2 separate regions of the Homo sapiens genome follow, and region 1 is linked to region 2. Evidence: chromatin loops called from intact Hi-C (ENCODE). Cell type or tissue: natural killer cell. All regions are shown on one strand. Links, peaks and the distances in the headings refer to the core of each region. The heading gives the core; the rest is flanking DNA.

Region 1 (5,382 bases), core at 193-5,192, 260 kb after region 2:
GTTGGGGAGGCCTCAGGAAACTTACAATCATGGAAGAAGGGGAAGCAAACACATCCTTTCTCACATGGCAGCAGGATAGAGAAGAATGAGTGCACAGTGAAGGGGGAATCCTCTTATAAAACCTGTCTCATATCTCGTGAGAACTTACTATCACAGGAATAGCATGGGGGAAATCACCCCCATTGATATGGTTTGACTCTGTGTCCCCACCCAAATCTCATCTTGAATTTTACTTACATAATTCCCATGTGTTGTGGGAGGGACCTGGTGGGAGGTAACTTAATCATGGGGAAGTTTCCCCCATACTGTTCTCAGGTAGTGAATAAGTCTCATGAGATCTGATGGTTTCTTCAGGGGTTTCCTCTTTTGCGTCTTCCTCACTGTGTTTGCCTGCTGCCATCCATGTAAAATGAGACTTGCTCCTCCCTGCCTTCTGCCATGATTGTGAGGTTTTCCCAGCCATGTGGAACTGTAAGTCTAATTAATCCTTTCTTTTGTAAATTGCCCAGTCTCAGGTATGTCTTTATCAACAGCATGAAAATCAACTAATACAGTAAATTGGTACCAATAGAGTGGGGCATTGCTGAAAAGATACCCAAAAATGTGGAAGCAATTTTGGCACTGGGTAACAGGCAGAGGTCAGAACATTTTGGAGGGCTCGGAAGAAGACAGGAAAATGTGGGAAAGTTTGGAACTTCCCAGAGACTTATTTAATGGCTTTGACAAAAAATACTGATGATATGGACAATGAAATCCAGGCTGAGGTGGTCTCAAATGGAGATGAGGAACTTGTTGGGAACTGGAGCAAAGGTGACTCTTGTTTACTTACATTTTAGCAAAAAGACTGGTGGTATTTTGCCCCTGCCCTAGAGATTTGTGAAACTTTAAACTTGAGAGACATGATTTAGGGTATTTGGCAGAAGACATTTCTAAGCAGCAAAGCATTCAAGAGGTGACTTGGGTACTGTTAAAGGCATTCAGTTTTAAAAGGGAAGCAGAGTATAAAAGTTTGGAAAATTTGCAGCCTGACAATGTGATAGAAAAGAAAATCCCATTTTATGAGGAAAAATTCAAGCTGCCTGCAGATATTTGCATAAGTAATGAGGAGCCAAATGTTAATCACCGAGACAATGGGGAAAATGTCTCCAGGGCATGTCAGAGACTTTTGTGGCAGTCTCTCCCATCACAGACCCAGAGGTATAGAAGGAAAAAATGGTTTTGTGGGCAGGGCCCAGGATTCCTGGGCTGTATGCAGTCTAGACACTTGGTTCCCTGTGTCCTAGCCACTCTAGCCATGGCTGAAAGGGGCCAATGTAGAGCTTGGACCATGGCTTCAGAGGGTGCAAGCCACAAGCGTTGTCAGCTTCCGCATGGTGTTGAGCCTGTGGGTGCACAGAAGTCAATAATTGAGGTTTGGGAACCTCCACCTAGATTTCAGAGGATGTATGGAAATGCCTGGATGTCCAGGCAGAAGTTTACCGCAGGGATGGGGCTCTCCTGGAGAACCTCTGCTAGGGCAGTGCAGAAGGGAAATGTGGGGTTGGAGCTCCCACACAGAGTCCCTGCAGGGGCACCACCTAGTGGAGCTGTGAGAAGAGGACCACCATCTTCCAGACCCCAGAATGGTAGATCCACCTACAGCTGCACCATGTCCCTGGGAAAGCTGCAGACACTCAATTCCAGCCCATGAAAGCAGCTTGGGTAGGGAGGCTGTACCCTGAAAACACAAGGATGGAGCTGCCCAAGACCATGGGAAACCACCTCTTGCATCAACATGACCTGGATGTAAGACCTGGAGTCAAAGGAGATCATTTTGGAGCTTTAAAATTTGATTGTCCTATTGAATTTTGGACTTGCATGGGCCCTGTAACCCCTTTGTTTTGGCCAATTTCTCCCATTTGGAACTGTTGTATTTACCCAATGTCTGTATCTCCATTGTATCTAGGAAATAACTACCTTACTTTCGATTTTACAGACTCATAGGCAGAAGAGACTTGCCTTGTCTCAGATAAGATGTTGGACTGTGGCCTTTTGAGTTAATGCTGAAATAAGTTAAGACTTTGGGGGACTATTGGGAGGCCATGATTGGTTTTGAAATGTAAGGACATGAGATTTGAGAGGGGTAAGGGGTGGAATGATATGTTTTGGCTGTGTGTCCCCACCCAAATCTCATCTTGAATTATACTCCCATAATTTCGATGTGTTGTGAGAGGGACCCAGTTGGAGATAATTTAATCATGGCAGAAGTTTCACCCACACTGTTCTTGTGGTAGTGAATAAGTCACATGAGAGCTGATGGCTTTATAAGGGGTTTCTGCTTTTGCGTCATCCTCATTCTGTCTTTGCCTGCTGCCCATCCATGTAAGATGTGACTTGCTCCTCCTTGCCTTCCACCATGATTGTGAGGCTTCTCCAGCCATGTGGAACTGTAAGTCCAATTAAACCTCTTTCTTTTGTAAATTGCCCAGTCTCAGGTATGTCTTTATCAGCAGTGTGAAAATGGACTAATACACCCATGATTCAATTACGTACCAGGTCCTTCTCATGACACCTGGGGATTATGGGAACTATAATTCAAGATGAGATTTGGGTGCGGACACAGCCAAACCATATCAGGAAGAAAGTTATCTAACTACTTAGTAGCCCTGTTGATCTCCTGCCTCCCAGTCTGGTGTCCTCTCATTTATACATACTGGCTCTTCTCAGAGTATCATTTATTGGCTAAGCATTATAATAATGTGATCTCCCAGCAGAGAATACCTTTCTAGGACATATCAAAAAGGTAAACTCTAGAGTTTACTTAAACTCATATCTTCTGTATCAGTCAGGGTGAAGATAAGGTTAAGATAGGCAGGAAGCCACTACTACTGTTTGAGGGGAAGGGGAGGAAGTGGTCATTGGAACTTGAAGAGCTGTGGTTGTACAAGATGCAGCGATCTTTGGTAGAGAAATGTTGCTGTGCATTTACTGCTAACAAGGAGGTATCTGGTCAAGTAAGTGTACCTTCTTCTGGTCTTCTGTTGCTGATGCCTCCCATTGGATGAACCCGACTGGAAGTCAGAGGGCAAGAAAACCTGTTGATGTAGTCCATAGGACCCCAGAACATTGAGTAGAAGGGAAAGGGTAGAGAATAGGTTTGAAGGTGGCCTTATACCAAACTTCATTTTAAAAGTGAAAGCACTCAGAACCTGTATTAGTCATAGTTCTCTAAAGAAATAGAGCCAATAGAATATAGATAGAGAGAGAGCGAGATAGATAAACAGATAGATAGACAGAGATATAGATATATCAGAAGGGATTTACTTCGGGAATTGGTTCACTTGATTATGGAGGCTGAGAAGTCCCACAATATCCTGTCTGCAAGCTGAAGAACAAGGGAAGATGGTAGCATGGCTCAGTCCAAATCCAAGGGCCTGAGGACCAGGGGAGCCAACGGTGTAACTCTCAGTCCTAAGCTGACAGCTTGAAAATTGGGGAGTATCTGGTGCAAGTCCTGGAGTCCAAAGGCCCGGGAGTTCTGATGTCCAAGGGCAGGAGAAGATGGGTGTCCCAGTTCCAGAAGAGAGAGTGAGCAAATTTGCCTTTCTTCTGCCTTTTTGTTCTGTCAGGCCCTCAGTCAACTGGATGGTATGGGCCTGCACTGGGTGAGGAGGGATCTTCCTAGTCCAGTTATTCAAATGCCAGTCTCTTCTGGAACACCCTCACAGACATATCTAGAAACAATGCTTCATCAGAAGTTATCTGCATGTCCCTGAATCCAGTCAAATTGACACCTGAAATTAACCATCCTAGACACAAAGAATTAAATGACTTGTTGCATGTCATTGATAGATATTAGATTCTCACTGTATTTATGACCTAATAATTGGGTTCTATCCACATAGTGATGAAGAATGAGAATACAAGTCTAAACTTGGAAAATCTGCCACAAACAGAACACCTAAAAAAAGTTTTGTTTTTGAAAGAGAGTGATATGCACATCTTCCACAGAATTAGCATTCATTAGGAGTTTTTGTGCTTTGAACTTTGCAAGTCTGATTCATCACATGTTACAAAGAAAATAATCTTAAGATCATGAGTTTTCTTCCTGCTTCTGCCCTAATGATTATCACAGTTTATGGGACATTTAGGAGAAGCTGAAGCAGAGTATTACATTGGAGATGTTTAGTTAAATAAAACAAGATAGCTAAGTCAAAGAACCTTGTTGAAGAGAGTCACAGAATTGCATCCTCAAACATGGATTTTTCATAATTAAAGGACTTTGAGACAACTTTTCAGGCTCATAGAAGTCCACAAGATGGTTCTTAAAAAAATCGAGGTGACAAGACTTTTGAGCACAAAATACTGAAACTTTAGGGGAATAAAGCAAAAATTGTACTTTTTTTTTCTTTCAAGGAAGAGATACACTATAGTAATTAAGTAATTAAGTCTACATTCAAGAATCAAAATTCTTGAATCCAAACCCTGGCTTCATCATTTACTAGCTGCACAACTTTGGGCAAATGACTTTGTCTTTCTTTCTAAGCCACAGTTTTCCTATTTCTGAAATGTGAATAATTGCACCTATATCATTGAGTTATTCTGTCTATTTCTCCCTTCAATTCTGTCAGTTTTTGCTTCCTATATTTGATGGTCTGTTATTAAGTATGTAAATGTCTATAATTATCTTCCTGCTGTATCAAACCATTTATTAACGTATAATGTCCTTCTTTGTTCTTATAACCTTCTTTGATATAAAGTCTATTTTTTCTGATATTAGTAAAGCCACCTTTTGGTTACTATTTTCATGGAATATCTTTTTCCGTCCTTTTATGTTAAACCTATTTCTATCTTTGGATTTAAAGTGAATCTCTTATAAACAGCGCATATTTGGATCATGCATTTTTATCCATTCTGCCAATCTTTGTCTTTCGACTGGATCATTTAATCCATCTATATTTAAGTAATTATTGATAAAGAAGGACTTATAGCATTTTGATATTTGTTTTTTATATGCCTTATAGTTTTTTTGTCCTTCATTTCCTGCAGTACTGTCATCTTTTGTGTTTGATTTTTTAATAGTAAAATGTAGACATTTATTTCTTATTTACTTTTGCACATATTCTATTCTATACCTATGTTTTATGGTTACTATAGGGATCACATTTAATAGCCTAAAATTCTAGGATTCTAATCTGAATTTATACCAGCTTAACTTCAATAATATACAAAACTCTGCTCTTTTATATCTTTGTCCCCACCTGTTTCTTACTGATGTCACAAAATTATACCTTTATACATTGTATGCCTTCCAAATAAATAATTCTTTTAAGTGCATTAGTCTCTTAAATTATGTAGAAAACAAAACGTGGAGTTGCAACCAAAGTTACAATAATACTAGCT
Region 2 (5,382 bases), core at 134-5,133:
AAAAAGAAATGCTCTTTGTTATAATTAGGAGGCTTATTATCTAATTCTCTTGAACATACTGGGTGAGGATATCTAGACATTAAGACATTTAGGTGAGCATTACCCTTTGTATCCAGCTGTTACTGGAATCAGTAAGCTTAAAAGCCACTTAACATTAGGACGCTATAACATTTGTATTACACAAGTGTCTATTAAAAAGCATGTAATAATATTTGGGATGAATCTTTATAGCTGTAGCCAGGAAAACTGAGGTCTTTTTTCACAGGTGTGATCTCTAACTTTGCCTATATACATATAAATAATATGCCATGTAACTTCACTCTGTCGTCCAGGCTGGAGTGCAGTGGCACGATCTTGCTCACTGCAACCTCCGCTTTCCAGGTTCAAGTGATTCTCCTGTCCCAGCCTCCCAAGTAGCTGGGATTACAGGCATGTGCTCTGACGCCTGGTTAATTTTTGTATTTTTAGTGGAGACAGGGTTTTACCATGTTGACCAGGCTGGTCTTGAACTCCTGACCTCAAGTGATCCACCCGCCTCGGCCTCCCAAAGTGTTGGGATTACAGGCGTATGTTTTATAGGTGTGTCTGACTCAAGTTATGTACTTTAAAAGGGTGATACAGTGCAAAGAGTGTGGTCTTTGGATGCTGTCTAATCTATAGTCATATCCTGGGTCTGTTACATACTAGCTGTGTGACCATAGCCAAGTTACTTAAACTCTTTGGGCCTGATTTCTCAATATGACAAGTTTAATAATCCCTACTTCCCTTAGGATTTTCATGACAATTGAACTTTTAGACGTTCAAGACAAGGTGAGATGGAATTGTGATATCTTAGGGCCTAACCTATATACTCCTCTCTCACTGCTGCAGGATTCCCAACTAAAAGGATTCAAAAAACAACCCCCAAACAGCAGACAGTATGCCTATTAATAGTTTGTAATGTAGAAACAAAATGGCTCACACCTGTAATCCCAACACTTTGGGAGGCTGAGGCGTGTAGGTCACTTGAGGTCAGGAGTTCAAGACCAGCCTGGTCAACATGGTGAAACCCTGTCTCCACTAAAAATACAAAAATTAACCAGGCATCAGGGTGCACACCTGTAATCCCAGCTACTTAGGAGGCTGGGACAGGAGAATCCCTTGAACCTGGAAAGCAGAGGTTGCAGTGAGCCGAGATCGTGCCACTGCACTCCAACCTGGATGACAGAGTGAGAGTCTGTCCCAAAATAAAAATAAAATTTTTAATGAAATTGAGCTTTTTAGCTGTAGCCACAGAGATTCTCCCTAACACTTTGAAAATGGACAATACACATCTGTCTCCTATTTATAACACTAGACAGGAACTTAATATGATGACAATTCATTTTTATATATTGGAACCAAATTATCAAACAAAACAAGCCAGGTAGGTACTGCTGCCTGCGGTTCTTCTGACCTTTGCTCTCTTGGTCTGGTGGTCTTCTCTGGTCCACTAGCAGGAGGACCAGAGAAGGTCAGCACCTCTGACCTTGACCTCCCTTCAGGGAGGTTCTGCTCAGCATCTTGGTGCTTAGTTCCTTGATGTCTAGCATAGGCATGTCAGACAGATACCTAAAACACTTAGAACTTAGGAAGGAAGGGATGATTGAATCCAATTCTAAGATGATGTGAGGAAATATTAACCAGAGGAGCTTTGACTTCAGACCCATCTTTGGAGGAACCCAAAATAGTTCCTAATTTCGGCTAAAGCCAACTATCGGTAGGTAGACAGTTCCGTTGCCCCACCCTCCCTTTTCTCAAGTTTCCAGAATGCAACCCACTCTCTACCATGCTTCTCCTACCATGACTTCCTTTTTTGTGTAGGTAAGAAAAGTAGAAGAGGTGTTAATGAATCATATTCTGCTCTTTTCACCCACACAGCCTCATCCCCTAGTACCCAGCAGAAGTTAGAGGAAGTAACACAGCAGAGTGTCCATGTAGATTCATCATATCCCAAAGTAATAACTATTAATTCCTTTGCTTCCCACTCGCCTATTTCTTGTCCTCTTGTTACCCTATCGTGATTGTGAAACACAGTGACTTCCCCTAAGCCACAACAAGTGAGAACAAGATGTTCACTGACCTGAGAAAACCATCTGACAAAAATTCATTTCCTGTTAATGAGAGAACGGCCTCGCATTTGTGTTATAATATGATCTGACAGTTAGTTCATAGAAAGCATGCTTTGTTATACCTGTGCCTAATGTCTGATGCAAAGTTTCAGAATGACCTTCTGGCATGCTTGCCCACAGCAGTTGCCCAGGGTGTATTTACATGGTTGAAGCATTGTGCCATGTGTAGCTATATCCTTTTTTCCCCCCACTTAAGAATTTCTCATGTTACTAACAACTCAAGTTTTTATAAACCTCTTTTTTAATGGCTGCCTATTTTTTGTTCTTTGTTGTGTTCTTTGTGGTTTTGAGATGAGGTCTTGCACAGGCTGGAGTGCAGTGGCGCAATCTTGACTCACCACAGCCGCAACCTGCTGGGCTCAACTGATACACCTCAGCTTCCCTAGTAGCTGGGACCACAGGCATCACTACTATGCCCGGCTATTTTTTTTTTTAAATGTTGCAGAGATGAAGTCTTGCTTTGTTGCCCAGGCTAGCCTTGAATTTCCAGACTCAAGCGATCCTCCCAAAGTGCTGGAATTATAGGCATGAGCCACCATACCCCCATGTTCTTTAATTATATGGCTGTACCAGAATCTTAACCTTTTCCTGCATCTAGACATTCAAGATATATTCTGACTTTTAAAAAACAAACCCCAAATGCTAGGTTGTGTGTGTTTTCAGATGCTAGGGTAGTTCCTCAATTAAAAACTATCTGACTTGCCAGTCCCTCTATTTTCTGCCCCTAATTCTTAAATCAAAGCCCCAATCCTTTCTTCCTCAGAGATCCTGATCAAATTTCTCAGTGAGGCAGAGCTGCCCTGCCCAGCCTCTGTGCAACCCTTCCTGATACACCCTTACTTTTCATCACCTCTTGAACACTCTGCTCCAACCAAGCCCTCCCCACTCTCCCGAGGGAACCCACAACAGCACCTCCTCCTGGGCATCCAAGCGTTACATCACTTACACCCACGCAACATCTACCACCGCCCCATTACCAAATGTATCAGAGTGCGTTCAGAGTGTATCAGAAGAGGTATAGAGCATACCTACAAGTACCTATGGAACTGATGTTTAGCTGATTGGAGTCTAATCACCTCTTAGCACTGCCATCAACTGCTAGCAACATATTTGCGCCTCTAAACAAACCTGTGAACCACCACTCTGATTTCTTCCAAGCTGATCAACACTCTCCAGGCACCACTCACATGGAGAGGGGAGGGAAGGAGTGGAGGGCCTCTTCTTCCACAAGAGTCATCATTAAACACTCTTCATGCTCTTCATGATTCTATCACCTGGCCAATCTGTTTCTTCCTCTATAGACTAGGGATGGCAAACAAACTAGGGGCCCTCACACATGTTGTTTGGGCCACATGGTTGTTGTTTTTTGTTTTGTTTTGTTTTGAGATGGAGTCTTGTTCTGTCACCCAGGCTGGAGTGCAGTGGTGCCATCTCAGCTTGCTGCAAGCTCTGCTTCCCGGGTTCACGCCATTCTCCTGCCTCAGCCTCCTGAGTAGCTGGGACTACAGGTGCCCGCCACCACGCCCAGCTAATTTTTTGTATTTTTAGTAGAGACATGGTTTCACCGTGTTAGCCAGGATGGTCTCAATCTCCTGACCTTGTGATCCGCCCGCCTCAGCCTCCCAAAGTGCTGGGATTACAGGCGTGAGTCACCGCGTCCGGCCTGGTATTTTTTAAAAAAAAAAAAAAGGAAGAAGAAAAGGAGAAAAAATGAATAGCTTTAAACATTTAAAATGTAAGTGATTTTGCATAAAAATCCATTTCTCTGGCTTTTCTTTTAAAATGAGGAGATCTGGAAACCAGGGACTCTACATTTCAGGAGAAGAGCATGTGGGTGGGGCCCCCTTTGGACAGGATATGTCTCTCTACTGGATTAGATCCCCACCTGGCCATTCACCTAAACTGCATAGCCCCTGGAAGCCTATGCATCTGTGACCCTGTGGATGGAGGCTGTCTGCTTCCAGAGCAGGAGAAAGGGAAATGGATTTTTAGGGACAGAGAACAGCACTATGGGAAAGGCCATGTTTAAGGAAGATCCAAATATTTGACCCAAGGTCATTTATATGACCTGTGCAAACTTGCACTGCCTTTAGTCCCCCAGAGAAGACTTGCCATCCTGAGAGTCAGTGACAGCTGCAGTCTGACAAGTGGCAGGAACATGAAAACAGCTGCAAGCCATGCCCAAGCCTGCACTCACCACATCCTGCTGATAGGAGGGAGCTGGTGCTGGCCCTCCTGTTCCCTCTCCTCTCACAGGGCTGGCAGCAGCTTGTGGGACTGCAGGGATTTAGAAAGTCCCTTAGCTGGATCAGGAATATAGCCCTTCTCCTCAGGCCAAAGACATCTTCATCATCATCTTTATCCCATGAGTCAGGGGATCTTATATAATATGGAAGCCTGCTCACCCAGGCTTATTGCGCTCTGCTTTTGGAGGCCTCCCTTTGGAGAATTCCTAACACAGACTCTACCTGCCAACCTCCCAGGCTAACCTGATCAACCACAATTTCCTCTTTATAGCCAACCCCACAGAAATGAGCCTCCTCATTTTAAAGGACTCATATAATTAGAAGTTCTGCTCCATTCCAGCCAAGATTCCAGTGAAAAGAAACATTCTGCTCCTAAATGTTTCAACGACAGCATGTACCGAAGAACAGCATGTTCCCTATATACCCCAGAGTGAGTAAGCCCCAGTGGGCTCAAAGAAAGACCAGATAATTCTCCTTGCCTTAAGCTAACAAGGGTTACATAGACCGGGAGCTAGAGCATGGCAATGGCAGAGGAATAGTTGCCAAACCTTGCGTTTGCTCTGGATGGCCAACCCATAGCCAAAAACATGCCAGAACTCTTACATCCCTACCATATTTGAAAAAAGAATATAGTATCAATAAGTGTTCAAAAAATGTCTTTGTGGCAAATATGAATTATTTCTTCAATATCCAGCTCTCCTTATTAACAGAACCCCGATTTTGTTCAGAGACTAGTACGTCAAGCTTCAAATAGTCCCATTTTCCAGCTTTCCAAGCTAGTGCTACAGTTCCATAGAAATCCCCAGATATGGCATCCTTTAGTAAATAGAAAGGAAAAGACCTGCTGGGCAAATGCTGTTTTGTCCCTTCACCTTTTCCTTTTTTTCCCCTCCTTCTTGCCTCAAATATGCAGCCCTTCAGCAACGATTAGGTAGAAACCTGAGGATGAAGGCCTGTACCTTAAGGACAGTGGAACAGAAAGGTAC

The links. Peaks named below come from ENCODE experiments on the same cell type or tissue, not always from the same donor. Only the 100,000 strongest peaks of a DNase experiment are listed, where the experiment ranks them.
Region 1: it touches region 2 in a loop (4-fold over the local background); 2 of 110 quality-filtered maps call a loop at or near these places.

The regions. Positions count from the first base shown.
Region 1 is chr4:98,703,446-98,708,827 of GRCh38, forward strand. No RefSeq gene overlaps it. Among named protein-coding and RNA genes, the nearest start is that of TSPAN5-DT, 47 kb to the left of the region's middle. In natural killer cell, for the core only: no CTCF peak of the experiment used is centred there; a DNase peak (open chromatin) is centred at 2,896; H3K4me3 peaks cover 469 bases; H3K27ac peaks cover 2,254 bases.
Region 2 is chr4:98,444,788-98,450,169 of GRCh38, forward strand. No RefSeq gene overlaps it. Among named protein-coding and RNA genes, the nearest start is that of RAP1GDS1, 190 kb to the left of the region's middle. In natural killer cell, for the core only: no CTCF peak of the experiment used is centred there; DNase peaks (open chromatin) are centred at 2,054, 2,484, 3,054 and 4,324; H3K4me3 peaks cover 1,139 bases; H3K27ac peaks cover 2,313 bases.